Regions from separate parts of the Mus musculus genome. Here region 2 is linked to region 1. Evidence: chromatin loops called from intact Hi-C (ENCODE). Cell type or tissue: left cerebral cortex. All regions are shown on one strand.

Evidence for each region. Peaks named below come from ENCODE experiments on the same cell type or tissue, not always from the same donor. Only the 100,000 strongest peaks of a DNase experiment are listed, where the experiment ranks them.
Region 2: it touches region 1 in a loop (2.2-fold over the local background); 4 of 42 quality-filtered maps call a loop at or near these places.

What each region holds. Positions count from the first base shown.
Region 1 is chr17:27,905,065-27,913,064 of GRCm38, forward strand. It overlaps Taf11 (TATA-box binding protein associated factor 11), which reads right to left and starts at 2,680. Exons shown (of 5, transcript NM_001379368.1): 1 at 2,437-2,680; 2 at 198-346. The coding sequence starts at 2,607. It overlaps Anks1 (ankyrin repeat and SAM domain containing 1), which reads left to right and starts at 4,242. Exons shown (of 25, transcript NM_181413.4): 1 at 4,242-4,582. The coding sequence starts at 4,398. In left cerebral cortex, CTCF peaks have their summits at 2,648, 3,815 (motif pointing right), 4,844, 7,113 (motif pointing right) and 1 weaker place; DNase peaks (open chromatin) are centred at 2,700, 3,542, 3,874, 4,213 and 1 more place; H3K4me3 peaks cover 4,103 bases; H3K27ac peaks cover 2,382 bases.
Region 2 is chr17:28,044,635-28,052,634 of GRCm38, forward strand. Anks1 (ankyrin repeat and SAM domain containing 1) reads left to right here. Exons shown (of 25, transcript NM_181413.4): 15 at 5,932-6,030; 16 at 6,863-7,015; 17 at 7,091-7,198. Among named protein-coding and RNA genes, the nearest start is that of Tcp11, 32 kb to the right of the region's middle. In left cerebral cortex, a CTCF peak has its summit at 4,016; DNase peaks (open chromatin) are centred at 2,614 and 3,997.

The DNA.
Region 1 (8,000 bases):
AAACTATATCCAGGCATAGCAGCTCATGCCTATGATCTCAGTACTAAGTAGGCTGAGGCAGGAAGATCAGGAGTTGAAACCTTTGAGCTAAGGGCTTAAGTCTCATGAGCCCTTACCTCAAAAGCACACAAAAAAGCCAGTAAGCATGAATGTACAGAGTGGAGTTAGAGCCTGGACTGGGGACCTCTGTGACTCACTGCATCTTCTGAATCTCATCTTCGTCCACCTTCTGCTTCTTCTCCTTCTTGTCCTTAATGTCTAGTTTCAGCTTTTTGGCTGCAGGAGTAAGTAAGGACGAGTTTTCCCTCTCGGCTGCTGTTACATCTGAGACATCCTGACTCTTGAGCTGGAGAGATGGACAGAAACTCTTATTATGTACTCGGCACACTTCTCAGGTTTGGGAAAGGCCAGCAAACACCCTCCTCTTTCCAGCCCAGCAACTCTGTCTACGCAGTAGCTATCTAGTTCTAGGCACTGCCTATACCATCTGCATAAGAGGCAATCCATCTCTCCAAGGAAGATTATACTCCAGCTGGGAAAGAAAATAAATAATCCGCTGGGTGGTGGTGGCGCATGCCTTTAATCCCAGCACTTGGGAGGTAGAGGCAGGTGGATTTCTGAGTTCGAGGCCAGCCTGGTCTACAAAGTGAGTTTCAGGACAGCCAGGACTACACAGAGAAACCCTATCTTGAAAAACCAACCAACCAAACAAACAAACAAAAAACAAAAAAGAAAATGAATAATCCATTTCCCAGCCTAGCCATGATCATACAGAGGTCCTGCATCTGTTTACACATTACGAGGAAAATGCCAAGGATCCAAACAGCCACTCTCCCTCGGGCCCACCCTTCTGACCTCACTCCATAGATGTCAGTACAGTCCCTTCCATGTGTGTCTTGGGAGCTCCACACTGAACAGAGCTCTGTTCTTCTGATCCTTTCTCTACTGGATCACGAGATCTTTCCCAATACTAGAATACAAATTTTATTTATTTTATTTTTTTAAATAATTTGAGACAGAGTTTCTATACATAGCCCTGGCTATCCTTGAACTCTCTCTGTAGTAGTCCAGGCTGCCTTGTACTCAAGAGGTCCACCTGCCTCTGCCTCCAGAATGCTAGGCTTAAAGCTGTGCACCACCATGCCCAGTTCGGAAGCTTTTTTTTTTTTCCTTTTGTAATTTAAGACAAAGTCTCATTTTGGATTTTCAGCTTGTGGAAATTATAGACTTGTACCATTATATTGAGTTTAAACTAAAAACTGCAGAAAGCTCAGAGGTTAAGAGCATTGGCTGTTCTTGCAGAGTATCTAGGTTCCATTTACCAACACCCACATTTCAGCTCGCAGTCATTAGCAACTCTAGTTTCAGGGGATCTAATGCCTTCTTCTGACTTTTACAGGGAATGTGCCAGGCACATTACACGGCAAACAAAAATACACAGGCAAAACATTCATATAAAAAATATTCTTAAAAACCCACAATTTTTCAGTTACTACGGACATTCATGTGTGTGGGTTTGTAAGTGGACAACTTTGTGCAGATAGTCCGCTTCTACCTTAACGTGGGTTCTGGGGATCAAGCACCCTGACCTGCTGAACAATTTCGCCTGCCCTAAGCTAAAAACGTCTTCAAGATGTTTACTATTTACATTTCTCCTCACATAAACACTTAACCGTTTTATTCACAAGAGTGATCCAAACTCTGTCCTAGCCAACTTACTATAAAATCGTAATACATCAAAACTCATTAATGAGATTTAATGGTTCCTTTAAAATGAAAGGTATGTCGGGAAGTGGTGGCACATGCCTTTGATACTAACACTTGGAAGTCAGAGGCAAGGGGATCTCTGAATTCGAAGCCAGTGTGGTCTATAGAACCTGAGTTCCAGGTTAGCCAGGGCTACCCTGTCTCGAAGGAGGAGGAGGAAGAAGAGGAAGAAGGGGAAGAAGAGAAGGAGAAGGAGGAGGAGAAAGAAGAAGGAGGAGGAGGAGAAGAAAGAAAGAGAGGGAGAGAGAGAAAGAGAGAAAGGAAGGAAGGAATTCATATTTAAACTCATACAGAAATATGGAGAGGGGGAGAGAAGGCATTATCTATCTGACAGCCTTTCTAACTTACTTTCCACTATTGATCTACGCGTGTTTCTAACCTTTGTGCTTCAGATTTTCAAATTTATTTGTCCTTAACCATTTTCTCCTCGTCTTTTATCTTCTTGTCTCCTCCACCTTCCTCCTCAGCCTTCCCCCAAAAGGAGCTGGAGTACAAGCAGGCCTGAATAGGGCTCTAACAGCACCTACACCTTCCCGTTCCCTCTCCTGCCCCTCAAGGTTGCAGACTCACAAACAGTCGTGGGGGAATTCTAGTTCCCTGGCTTTGGAAGAAAGCAGTCAGGAGCGCACCCGGGTAGTCCTGCAGCGTTATCCACCAACTTCCACCTACCTCGCTTTCCTCCGCCGCGGCTTCTTTCAAGTCCGCGTCTCCATCCCTGTCGGTTTCCTCCGGGATTCCCTCAGTGTCGGCTGCCACCAAAGCCCCAGGAGTAGCCCTCGTCTCCTCTGACTCCCCTGGCTCCCCGCCTTTGTCTGTGGGCGACTCCCCGAGGTTGTCCATCGCGAGAGCAGGGGGTCAGAGGCGATGGCAGCACCGCCGGGAGAAGGAGCTGTGGAGCGGAGCTGGAGCTGAGGGCTCGTCGTCGCGCCGCGATGACGTCACGCCCACGGATCCTGGGAGGGGTCACTTCCAGAAGCGCGTTGGTTGCCCAGGGGATTCATATAAACGGAATTTGTTTTAATGTGAAAGAAATGTAGAAGTCTAGATCCTCCGCTTCAGGGCAGAAGCGTTTTTGAAAGAGCGTAATTCGTTTCCCGAGAGACTTCTTTTTCCTTCTTTTTCTTCTCCTTCCTGGGAATGTAATGCCAATTAACCCTTCTTTAACTTTACTCCTTCAGCCCAAAGTCGGGGAACAGGGAGAGAACTCGGTCCCGCTGCTTGTTGTTGCCGTGGACTGAGCAGCTTCCGGCAGCGACCTAACCTCGGATTTCCCAAAGAACTAAGACCACCGGCTTGTGTCCACCAGGGAAGTTTCCCTTCTGTTTCGCAAGCATCTCTAACGCCAACAGAAAGTATCCAATGGTTTCATTTAACACTTCAAATATTGGCCACCTGCCTCGCGTCAGAACAGGCTAGTGTTGTGAGGGAAAAACAGAAAAAAAAAAAAAAGTCATCCTTTCCCAATTACATTTCCCTCCTTAGTCCACCAATATTAAAAATTGGAAATGGTTCCCCAAATCTGACTTTTAAAATGTCTCTCATGACAACTAAGAGAAAGAAGGTCTCTTCTGACTTTTTCTGAAGAGTTAGTAGGATGGAGTGCGAGGATAGTGTCTGTTAAGAGTTCTTACATTTTTTTTTCATGTGTATGGGTGTTTTGCATGTAAGTCTGAGCTCCACATGCGTTCGTGGTACCCTGGGAGGCCAGCAAAAGGTGTTACATCCGCTGGAGCTGGAGTTACAGACTGCTGTGAGGCGCCACAAGTGATGGGAATCAAACCTAGATTCTCTGGCAGAGCAACCAGTGCTCTTAACAGGGAACCACCTCTCCAGCCACCCCCGTACTCCCTCCCCCCCCCCCACCTTTTTTTTTCTGGAGAGAGGGTCTCACTATGTAGCCTTGGCTAGCCCGTAACTTGCTTTGTAGATCAGGCTGACCTTAAACTCACAGCGATGCAGCCAGCGGCTTCTGCTTCTCGACTGCTGGGACAAATGGCAGTTGCCACAATGCCAGTCTAACTGCAGAAGTAAAACTCTCAGGTCTTCCCTCCAGGAGGCACCAGAGGGAGGGATTTTTCAAGTCTGGTTCTAGATCTCCGCGCCTATCCCGTATTGAATCTATGCGTTTTGAATGGAGTTGAAAACAGAGGTACGCGTTACCCCCTTTTCTTTTGTTTCTACGGTGCCAGGAACAATGACCGCATTTCCAGTGCCATGAGGTCCCAAACCTTTGGGAAGGCGAGCAGTTCGGGAAGCTCCTGCAGGCGTGCCGCCTCCGATCTCCGCCACCTGGCGAATGGGCGGGTCCGCTAGGCGTAGACCGCGCCTGCGCCAGGCTCGGCTCCGCACACCGAGGCTCCCCTCCGCCAAGCGGGCTCACCTGCACGGCGGCGCCGAGCCCCGCCCACTAGGTGGGCAAGGGGGCGGGGCGCGGGGGCGCGGTGACGCGTGACGCCGGATCCCGGAAGTGACGCGCCGCCAGGGAGTGGGGGAGGCCGAGGAGGCGGGGGGAGAGGGGGTGGCGTCCCCGGCCGGTTTGAGGGGTGCGTTGCCCGGAGACGGAAAGTTTCGGAGCCGGAGCAGGCTCTGCAAGGCTCCGGGTTGAGGTCCGAGGGGTGGCGGTCCTGGGGATGGGGAAGGAGCAGGAGCTGCTGGAGGCGGCCCGCACCGGGCACCTCCCGGCCGTGGAGAAGCTGCTGTCCGGGAAGCGGCTCTCCTCCGGCTTCGGCGGCGGCGGCGGCGGCTCAGGCAGCGGCGGCGGCTCCGGGGGCGGCGGCCTCGGTTCTTCTAGCCACCCGCTCTCCAGTCTGCTGAGGTGAGTGCGCGCGCCGGGGCTCGCAGCCTGGACTGCGAGGGCTCCCCCGAGAGGTCACGGTTCCTGGGGCGCGCGCGGCGCAGGCCGGGCTCTCGTGTCTGGCGTCGCCGCTGCGGAGAATGGGGGGAGTGCCCAGGTGGCAGCCCGCGCCGCATGGCACAGCTCGGCGTCACCCTCGCCCGCCGTGAGGTGCCAGCTGTCGCTTCTCACAAAAGCCGCTTCAGAGCAGACCGAATTCGCGGAATCCCTCTCACATCCTGCAGGGACTCCCACGCCGTGCAGAGCCTCGCGACTCCCCTAGAGCACATTCTCGGCTTCCTTCCCCAACGAGCTTAGAACGTTCCACCGGGCTGTGCGGAACCCGGCTTTTGTTTGTTTTTAAAATTGCTTCTGCATTGATCACGCACGAGGTGTTCAGACTTTGAGCCCCTCTTGCGCCTGAAGCTCAGTTTGTCGTTGTCACTTTGGCTGGGTTCGTCCAAGTGGCATCTGCTCATTTCCCCCCTGAGACTTAATCGGAAAGAAACCAAGGCTTGCTCAGGGAGCTGAGGTGCGTTCAACTTTCTGAGATCTTTTAGACACTTGAATCCCGGGCTGCAAGGCTTCGGGAGGGAGGGGTCACTCTTTGTAGCTTACAAGAGGGAGGGAGGATTAGAATGCTCTGTCAGAGTGCATAAAATGTGTTGGTTCAGCAATGCTTTCTTAGCTGTTTTCTTTTCCTTCCTTGTTTTGAGGCTTTTGAGAAGTGGAAGTTCATTTAGAAGTGGTTTTCTTAGCTTCTGTTCCTTATAGGTTCATGCACTTTCAGTTTGAGTGAGTTTGGAGAGCTTGGACCCAGGAAGCCCACCGCTTTAATAAACAGTTATTCAGTACTGAGTCTCAACCCATATTTTTTTTTTTTCAGGAAGATTTTAAAAAGCACGATCCTTTGGGGGAAGAAAACCCCAATTCTGTTGGCTGCACCCAGTGTCTTGAACAATACTGGCTTATAGGTGGTACTCAAGATTTGTTGAATAGATTTGTTGAAAATTACTGATTGTAGAATGATCTCTGTGTGCGTGTGCATGCATGCATGCAAGCCTGCATGGTGAAGGCTTGACATTTGGTGTCTTGCTCAACTGCTCTCCATCTTCTTTGAGACTGTCTCTTACCAAACCTGGAATTTGCTGATTCTGCTCCACAGGCTGGTCAGCAAGTCCCAGGGATTCCCCTGCCTCTGCCTTCCCAGTACTAGCATTACAGCCACGTTGGCTTCTCTCTCTCTCTCTCTCTCTCTCTCTCTCTCTTCTTATAAACATGGGTGCTGGATCAAATTCGGGGGTTCCTGTTTGCTGAACAAAGACTTCATGGACTGAGCCATCTCCTCAGGGGATGATCAATCCCTAAATGAATTGTGATCTTCACTAGTAGTAGTTGGTACTTCAGAGGACAGACACTGCTTTGGGGTAGATTAAGAACCTTCAGGGGGAGGCACAGCTAGGCTGACTTTGAAGTCAAGTTTTGGGGTAGATCGCATATAGTTGGGAATGTTCAGGGAAGCACACCCTGATCAGAGACAGGGTTTGTTTGCTGTTTGTGGGCTACTTGGGGACTTCCTGCTTGGGACCCTGAGTAGTCCAGTCCCTTAAAGGTAAATAAGAATGGATTGGTATACTTATGGCTGTCATGTTGGCAGCCTGTCTCATGCTTGTATTCTTAGTGCCTATATTAGCACCTGGAGACACGGTCTCCTTGTTGGGGTTTCTATTGCTGTGACGAAACACCATGACTAAAAGCAAGTCGGGGAGGAAAGGGTTTATGGCTTGCACTTCCACATCATAGCCCAGTCACTGGTCACTGAAGGCGGTCAGGACCGGAACTCAAACAGGGCAGGGACCTGGAGGCAGAAGCTGATGCAGACATGGAGGGGTGCTGCTTACTGGCTTGCCTATCATGGCTTGCTCAGCCTACTTTCTATAGAACTCTGGATCACCAGCCCAGGGATGGCCCACCTACGGGGCCCTCCCCCATCAGTCGCTAATTAAGAAAATGCCCTATGGCTGGATCTTATGGGGGCATCTTCTCAATTGAGGTTCCCTCCTTTCCATTAACTCTAGTTTGTGTCAGTCGGCATAAAACTAGCCAGCACACAGGCTAGGTTCTTCTTGGTGCGCCCTCGGAGACCGTGGAACATTGTTGAGATCTAGCTGCCACATAGTTAAGCAAGACTGTGAGGTCTGGTGAGCACAGTACTTTTACTGGGGTTTCTTCCATAAAGCATGAGTGGTGTGACCCTTCCCTAGAGTCACAGAGCTGTCGGACTCCTCATTGGCTATGTCTGTGTCTGATAGAAGCCACAAGTGCCCAGGAGTCTCCCCGTCTCCCGCTGGGAGGGAGGGCCTCTACTTAGGCCCTTGTTACACTGGGTGTGTCATTAATTAGGGGTGACTCTGGTTAACCTACTGGTTAACCTACTGAGAGGGCTAAGGCCATGCATTTATTTATTTTTTTAAGGTTTATTTATTCTATATTCAGTGTTCTGACTGCATGTATGCTTGCAGGCCAGAAGATGGCACCAAGTCTCATAACAGATAGATGGTTGTGAGCCACTATGTGATTGCTGGGAACTGAACTCAGGACCTCTGGAAGAGCAGCCTGTGCTCTTAACCTCTGAGCCATCTCTCCAGCTCCAAGGCCAGGCATCTAAATAACCACAAGGTCAGCAAGTCCCCTTTGTAGGTTTGGAGGCGGTGGAGGCGGGTCCCTGTGTACCTCTGCTCTTTTTCCTGCCCGGAACCCTGAGTTATCATTGGAAGCCATGGACTCAGAATTTGGTGTCTTGACTTGTGTTTCAAACGATGCATCCTAGCCTCATTAGTACTGAAAACTGTATCCTGCCTTTCTCTTGAAGTCTAAGGAGCTTTTAACTGCACTGGGTATAGATGTTGCAAACCACACGTGTGTTTGTTTCCTTATATGTTTATGACCCTCTTCCCCTGTTCATCCCACATAGGTTTTGTACGTATGCTTTTTGCATGTGTGCATGTACACATATGCGGAAGCCATTGAGACAGTCTTCCAGGATTCTTCCTGTTAGCTTCTCCCCAGCCCTGGGTTTCCAAGCAGACACCACCACCCCTGGAGTTTTCATATGGGTTCTGGGGATTCAACTTGGGTCCTCATGCCTACAGAGCAAGCACTTTAACAGCTGAGCTATCTCGCCAACCCTTCGTGTGTGTGTGTGTTCTGAAATTATAGAATACTCCCTTCTCTCCTCACATGTCCTGTCTCTCATAGAGCTATTTTGTACCTGAGTCTTAGCCTTACACACCCATGATGGTCCTCATACACACAGATCTTGCCAGCTTTGGGGTGGGGAGCACATACTGCCTGTCAAATATAGTAGTTCCCTGTCCCATCCTTTGCTTGCTTCCCTTCC
Region 2 (8,000 bases), 140 kb after region 1:
GGTCCTGAAACACTCCTTCAGCACGTGGACCTGGCATGGATCATCCAGTTTGGTTCACCGTAGAGGGTGAAGGTTTCACCTGGTGCTTAGAGTCCCTAGAGATATATCTACTAGATACAAAGTAGCTCCAATAAAGGGCCCTGAAGATGTTTCTATCAGATACACAGTAGCTCCAGGAAGCCCAGATCCAGATATGTTGGAAACATCTGGAAACATGTTCACAGACAAGGAGCTCCTGTGGAGTTTCACAGCATTGTAGAAGTTCTGTGTATGGCTAAGGGAGCTTTCCAGAACCATCTGCCCTTCAGATGTCTTCGGGGACAGAGGACCCAATGCTCTGGCTGCCATGATGCTCATATTTACATTGGGCCCTGCACCTTCTGTCTGCTGCTCTCAGGATCACCTTTGGGGCCACACACAACACTTATGCTCTGTTGAGGTCTATATTGGCCTCACAGGTCTCTGTTGTCCGGGTCCACTGCTTTTTTTTTTTTTTTTTTGAAGGGGGGGGTGTTCCAGTGCTCTTAATCCTGACTATCCCCACAGTGATGTAATGATGAATTCAGGCAACCAAACCTTGTAGCTTAAACTTCTTCTACACCCTCTTGCCTGTAGGCAGAAAGAACGGGTCAGGTCAGGGCTGTGAGGGCTAGCATGAGCTCCCTGTGCTAATGGGGCCTAATGGGCGGCCGAACCCTAGCACCAGGAAAGCAGGCAAGGGAGTGTGGCTGTCCTGCCAGCCAGCAGCGCCTGATGGCTCATGCCTGCCTCTTGGTCTATTCCTCTTCACCACAGACCATGGCCACAGGAAGTGGGCATTCTGGGGACTAAGGAGCAAATGCATGCTGAGAAGGAGGTAACTGATGGAGGGCTGGTACACCTGTGCCTTCAAGCAGGCAATCTCTTGACAGCCTCGTGGACGTGTTGGTGGCAGAATGATGGTGGCCCTGAGGTCAGAGGGTTGTGATAGACGTGAAAAAGTCATGTAGTGAGATAATTCCTAATGTGGGGAATGTTCATGTGGGGCTGGTGAGGAGCACATAAGCATGAATGCGTGACCCCACTGTCACTTGGTACATGGCTTCCTGTCTGCTTCTGCAGTTGTAGGTCTTCCTATAGGAGAAGGCTGTAGGTTACCGATGTCCTTCATGGCTTTCAGTACAGCGAGGCCAGGAGCTTGCTCTTTATCACTTTCCATCAGACCAAACCCCCAGGCCCCTAAGGTGTCCCACCCAATTCCCAGACCTGTTCCCCTTCAGCCCCATTAGCCATTCTATTCGACGCATGGCCTAGAGTCTTGGATCTCCTGCCATGGCTTCTGTGCTCCCATGGCCCCTGGCTTGGGGCTTTGTCCCTCCCTGTTACCTCTGTCTGTTGCTGGTCCTAGGAGCATGGCCAGCCTAAGCAGAGCTGCTGCCTGGTCGCCCTGCAGCACCCAGCTTCTCCTCCTGCCTCAGCCGCCTGTCTCCGCACAACACTCTGTGAGCCAACTGCTGGGCTGGCATTTTCTGTCTAGTTGATATAGGACCCAAAGCAGGAGGGTGGGTGGAGCTGAGGCATAGGCAGGAGGGTTCTCAGAGAAGCCTGTGCCCTGCCTTCTGGGCTGGTCAGTCTTGTTCCCCGAGAGCCAGACTTCTCAGGGTACTGACAGCCACAGGGGTGCTCTAGATCTGTGATCCAGCCATACACCCTCCAAAAGGCTGGTGTGGGGATTGTAGGGTGTCTGTCTGCTCTGCAGCCTGGCCTGTGGAGGCTAAGGCTCATGGCATCAGTGTGTGAAAGCACTGTGGTCACCATGACATAGGCAGGGAAAGCTTGGGAGAAAAGTCATAGTTCCGCTTAGTACTAAGAGCTCAGATGAGGACAGTATGTCATAGGTCCTTCCCAGCAGCTTCAGATGGAGCAGGCCTCTCTCTCCATCCTCCCATTGGAGCATTGGTTACCGATGTCCTTCATGGTCCCACGCATTCACGTACACTCCAAATGGAGCATCCTGACATCACCTTACCTGGAGTGCAGCTGCCACTGCATGGGCACTGAGAGGCAGTAGGCGGTGTGCACCCTTCCTCCAGAGCAGAGTGGCAGCCGGGCATCCATCCACAGGGCTGACCTGCTTTTACCTGCAGTGTCCAAAGACACGAGAGGCTTTGAAACCAATCCCTTCGACTCTCGAGTGAACAAGGCCCGCCAAACTGCAAATGTGTAGCCCAGGCTAACCTTGAACTCCCAATCCTCTTGCCTCTGTCTCCCAAGTGGTAGGATTACATATGCACACCACCATGCCCAGCTTGTGTTAGGCAAGGTCTCATGCTAGCCCAGGCTGACCTGGAACACTCAGCCTCCTGAGTGCTGGGTTGCAGATGTGAGCCACCACAACCAGCTTCCATGTTACTTTTTAAAATCATTATTACATTGCATTTCCCCTTGTGTCTTTGTACACGCTTGCTTGTATTTGTGTGTGCATATGCACATGTGTACAGATCAGAGAACACCTCTAGGGAGCTGGTTTTTTTCCCCTTCTACCATATGGTCCTGGGGATTGAGTCAGGCTGCCAGGCTTGCAAACAAACAGCTTTACTCACAGACATTGCCAGACATCATCAGGCATGTGGTAGCACACTTCCTTAATCCCAGCACTGTGGAGGCAGAAGCAGGTGGGATTCCGTGAGTTCTACGTCAGCTTATCTTTGGGCCAACCCATAGTGAGCATAGTGAGTTCCCGTCTCAAAAACAGAACCACACAAAATAACAGCAACAGCGATTAATTCTGAAAAACTTACCCTGTCTTGAAGCCAAAGGCAAAGGAAGATGCTGGTGTACCCCACCCAGGGACCGGGCAAGCAGGTGACGACCTTCACACTTTGTGCCTCCTTCACTTCAAAATGTTCTGGAATAAGCCTGTGTCAATTTTGAACTCAGGAAAACATTTTCCTAGTGTGGAGTGGGCAGCACTAAGTGAACGCCAGCCACACCGAGAGACAGAAGTGGCAGAGGAGAGGCACTCCCTGCTCTGGTCTTTCTGTTAGGGCTCTAGTGAACACTGACACTCAGCCCTGGCGTGAGTCAGCTCCCTCCTCCCTCCCTGAGTAACCTGCTGCCGGGGTCTCATTCCCATCATGCAGTTGATCTCAGCCAAAAGGATGGAAGCCAAGCAGTTACCCAGACTGTGCCTCCTATTGGGTCCCTCTTTGGGGTCAAGGAACTGGTGGAAGCCAGAACAAGCCTTTCCTGCTTGCTGTGTACAGCGGGAGCTCCTAGAGACCCTAAGGCTGGAGAGCTCAGGTCATACTCCATGCTTGCCAAGTACAATTCTAAATGAGCTCGATACCCCACACACACCTCAACCCTCTCCTACAGCCCCCATGTCTCTGACCCTCCCCAGGCCTCTCAGCAAGGCAGCCGCCACCGACTGACAGCTCAAGAACTAGTTCACCTGGGCAAGGGGCCTGGCTGCCTCGGTCCTTGTGAAATGTCATTTATCCCATGGTGAAGGCACATGAGGCTGAGATAGACTGGTCCCTAGGTCCAGCTGATCTCAGGAACACAGGGCTGAGACCTGTGACACATACAGACGGAGACTGGTGCTGTTCCCAGTGGCAGCCTCCAGTCTTTGCCCACTGCTGCCCGCCCAGCTGAGCCCCACCTCTCCCGAAGCTCTCCATCCCCACCCAGTTCCCTCCTCCCATAACTACTAGACAACCAGTTGTTACAATGTATTGTTTAGAGAAGAGTCTGAGTGTTCAGCACCTAAGCTTCTATGCAGTCAGCCCTCTGTCCAATAGCAATGGATCTCAGCCATTGGTGTTTGAAGTACCAGCACAGACCCAAAACCCATGCCGCGTAACCACTGTTGGTGACCTTGAATGGTGCTGAGCTTTGTAAGGAATCGAGGTGTAAGCCATTGTGGAAAAGGTTGCAAGCTGAGTCAGGATAGGGTCTGTTGGGGCAGCAAGATGCAAACGCTGTCTCCTTCCTGTGGGGGCAGTGTCTGGGCTTGTGTGTGGTGGGCAGGGGTGCACTCTACAGGCCAGGAAAAGCAGCTGCAAGAGCCACTGAGCTCTTTAAGCTTTGGCTGGTGGTGTCCTCTGTAGGATATTTTTCCCATACCCAGGACAAAGGAGCTAAAGAGGCAAAGGTGGGGCCACCAGGTCATAGTCAGCATTCAATGACCCAAGCTACTTAGCACATCTAAGTACAAGGTGGGGTAGAAAGAATCCAGAAAGAGGTCCAGAAGCAGCCACTCCAGACCTACAGATGTAATTCCAGGTTGGTAGGAAAGACAGCTCACTAAAGAAACAAACAGCTTCTACCTGGAAGAGAAGAAAGCTGGTTTGAGAACATCACTATATACAAAGGAAAATGCCAGTGCTTAAAGAATAACTCTAGAAGGGCTTGCCAAGCCTGGCATCCCGAGATGCCCCGTGGGACCCCAGTGCTTTCAGCGTGTGAAAGGAAGGGCTTGACAGAGCTAACAAGGTCATCAGGCGGAGCCATAAGGACAGCTACCAGATCAACTACAGAAATATGTACATCACCTAGAAGCTGGCCCCGGGATTTGTGCATGGTGGGCAGGGAGTGTGTCCTGCAGCCAAAGAGAAGTAGCTGAACTAACCTGCTCACAGAGAAAGGTCTATTTCCTCACTGAAGAAGACACAAAAAGGCAAGCAGGGAAGGCCTGGTAGAGAGTAACCAAAGGGCTTTGTGTGTGCAAATCATGCAGAACATGGAGCAGGGACCCCCACATAGATGCCTTGCCCGGGACATGAAGCTCTCATTCCAATGAGAATGGTGTCCTGAGACAGCAGCCATGGGCTGGCTACTGCTCACAAAGCTCCTGCCAATGTGGGGTGCCCGCACTGACTTTGAGACATGTGCCCATATCCTTTACACAAATGGTGCCCTGTGCATCTCTGGCCTAGCAGGTGCAATGCTTGTGTTTAATCTGGCCCAGCGTGGGGTTACACACCTGTAACCCCTTCACAGGGAGGGGAAAAGAAAGATCAGACTTCAGGATGAGCCCTGGAGAGCCGGCTCAGTGTTAGGAGCACTGACTGCTCTTGCAGAGGACCAGAGTTCAGTTCCCAGCACCCACATGGCACTTCTTCCGGTACTGCATGTACAAGACACACAGATTTCAAGATGAGCTTTGACTCCATAAAATTTACTCTCACAACTGGACATGATGGCACACACCTTTAATTCCCAGCCCTTGGGAGGCAGAGGCAGGAGGATCTCTGAGTTCTAGGCCAGAAGTACCAGTGAGAGAAACCTGTCTCAAAACAAAACAAAAAAATACAATTGTTTCTCATGGTTGTTACAGTGAGACAGCCTTGAGGGCTACAGGTGTGGAGTCAGTCAGCCCTGAGGCCTGCAGGTGGAGTCACACTGCTTTAGTTCAGATCTAAATTCTGCTACTACATATATACATTCTGGAACATTCTGATGGCCAGGTGCCTCAGTTTTTCCGTCTGTGTGACCAAGATTAACAGAGAGGCTAACAAGTGTGGTGCACTTGGGAAGCAGGCATGTGGCCTGCCAGCTGTCCCCACTGTCCCTGTGGGACTCGGGTTCTGTAGCTTCTCTACCCTCGGCTGCTCTGTTCAGATAGTGGCGAGGCAGCGAGAATGCTGAGTAAAGCTTAGCCTGGACCCCTTCCTCCAGCAGTGAGCCCTGTTTCAATAGTCCTGTCTGATTCCTGCAGCATCTGTCCCTCCCCCAGGCTAAGGTGTGTCTGTGGGGAGCACAGTACCATGCGTTCCGGGCATGGGCAGGTTTGCCAACAGCTTACTCTGGCTGCTGGCCAGGGCGTCCAGTGTTCTGCCTTCTCTTAGTGGCTGTGATGGAGAAACATTTGCTGTGGCATCACGGCAGGCTGACCTGACTGGACACCAGGCCTCGTGTAGGAAAGACCTAACATCCTCTCTTTCTCAGGGGTCTAATGTGATGGAAGAGCAGGACCTGAGGGAGATTGGCATCAGTGACCCACAGCACCGGCGGAAGCTGCTGCAGGCTGCACGCTCCTTGCCCAAGGTGACCACTCCAGGCCTTGGCCCTCCTGACCCCATGGACCAGAGGTTCTCAACCTGTGGGCTACAACCCCTTTGGGGTCACAGGGGTCATATCTAACATATCAGATATCCTGCATGTTAGAAATTTACAGTTTACAACAGTAGCAAAATTACAGTTATGAAGTAGCAACAAAAATAATTCTAGGGTTGAGTGTCACCACACCATGAGGAACTAGATTAAAGGGTCACACGCAACATTAGAAAGGTTGAGAACCGCTGGCCTAGACCCAAAGCCGAAAAGGAGCCTGGCTCTGAGACGTGCAGATCTCATCCTGTCTCTTCCCTCATCAGAGCCCAGCAGGCCCAGGGTCTTCCTGCTTCTCTGTAAAGCTCTCAGGCCCTTGGAGGGTAGCAGGGCTTCAGGGAAGTGAGGGCCTTGTCTGGCCAACTGAGGAGGTTCTGGGATCCTCTTGGCACAGAGCTAATTCCAAGGGCTTGGCCTGTCACTCGAGCCGCCTCTGGAGTCTCTTAACTCATTAGAGGACAGGCTGGCCTACCTTGACCCCAGAGAAGCCCTAGAGGAGCATTCTCTGAGACCACAGTCACCACCCCTGACTGTCACTGTCATGGCCAGCATGCCCTTAGTCCTTTCACCAGAGCTCAGGAAGTGACTCTTGGAGCTAGCTCAAGGAGAAGCATCCTCACCCCTCCTCCCCGTCTTCCTCACCTACCAGCACCTCCTTGCCCACACCCAGCAGCCTCTGCATCCCAGAGTGGTGGTGTGCCAAGGGAAGGCACAGGGTAGTTCTTTCCCTGTGACTCAGGGATGCTTTCCCTGCCTCCTCGCACCACAGGTGAAGGCCCTTGGCTATGACGGGGTCAGCCCCACCTCAGTGCCCTCATGGCTGGACTCGCTGGGGCTGCAGGACTATGTCCACTCTTTCCTGTCCAGTGGCTACAGCTCCATCGACACTGTGAAGAACCTCTGGGAGCTAGAGCTTGTCAATGTGAGTGTCCCTGGGAGGCCGGGGGCCCTGTCCCGCCCCACCCCACCCACTGACTGCTCCTCTGCCCCTCTGTAGGTCCTGAAAGTTCACCTGCTGGGCCACCGCAAGCGCATTATCGCCTCTCTAGCAGACAGGCCCTATGAGGAGCCACCCCAGAAGCCTCCAAGGTTTTCCCAGCTAAGAGTGAGTTCACAAGCACACTTTGTGCATTAGTCCTGGTCACATGACTCTTGGGATAGCACACAACAGTCCCTGCCCTTGCCCGCTGGGCTCATGCACAGGAGAGTGGGTTCTCACCTTTTTAAAGGTGATACCTCTTGTTTGTACCCAGAATCCTTGGGGTGGTTCTTAATGAAGGCCCAGCACTATAACTATAGAAAAGAAGTTAACCAGTTCCAGGCCAGGCCAACATCCAGGGCTTAGACTCAGCTCTGTACCTACTGCTGCAGAGACCCTTCCAGTGCTCCAGTGGGCCCACCCCAGTGCCTGCCGTCAAGCTACAAATCCTGGGGCAGCCGGGGCTTCCTCAGACCAGCCAGTCCCTGACAGCCGCTTAGGGCTGCTGATTGGAAACTCCGGAACTGTGATGGGCGGGCCACCACAATGCCGTGCTGGGCAGCATCCTCATGAAGACACAGCTTGTACAGATGAGGAAGCCGAGGCAGGCCAGGGCTGGAGCCACAGAAAGGGCCATGGAGAGTGGCTTCCCGCTGGAGGAGCACGCTGCTCGGAGGCTTTTCCTGAGAGAGGGCTCTGCTTTGCTGACAGGGCAGATAGTTTCACTCGTGATGAATGTGGGAGTGGCCCCTGCCCTTCCCTCTCCACAGCACAGCCTTGTATGGGCTACAGGGTGGGCTGCTGGGAGGTTTGGCTCTTCCTGGAACAGGCAAGGCCTAGCTGCCTCTGTCCACATGGCTGCTCAGCCCTGTGCAGTCCGAGGGCAGACGATGCCTCCAGTCTGGGAAGTTCACCAGTTTCTTGCCCA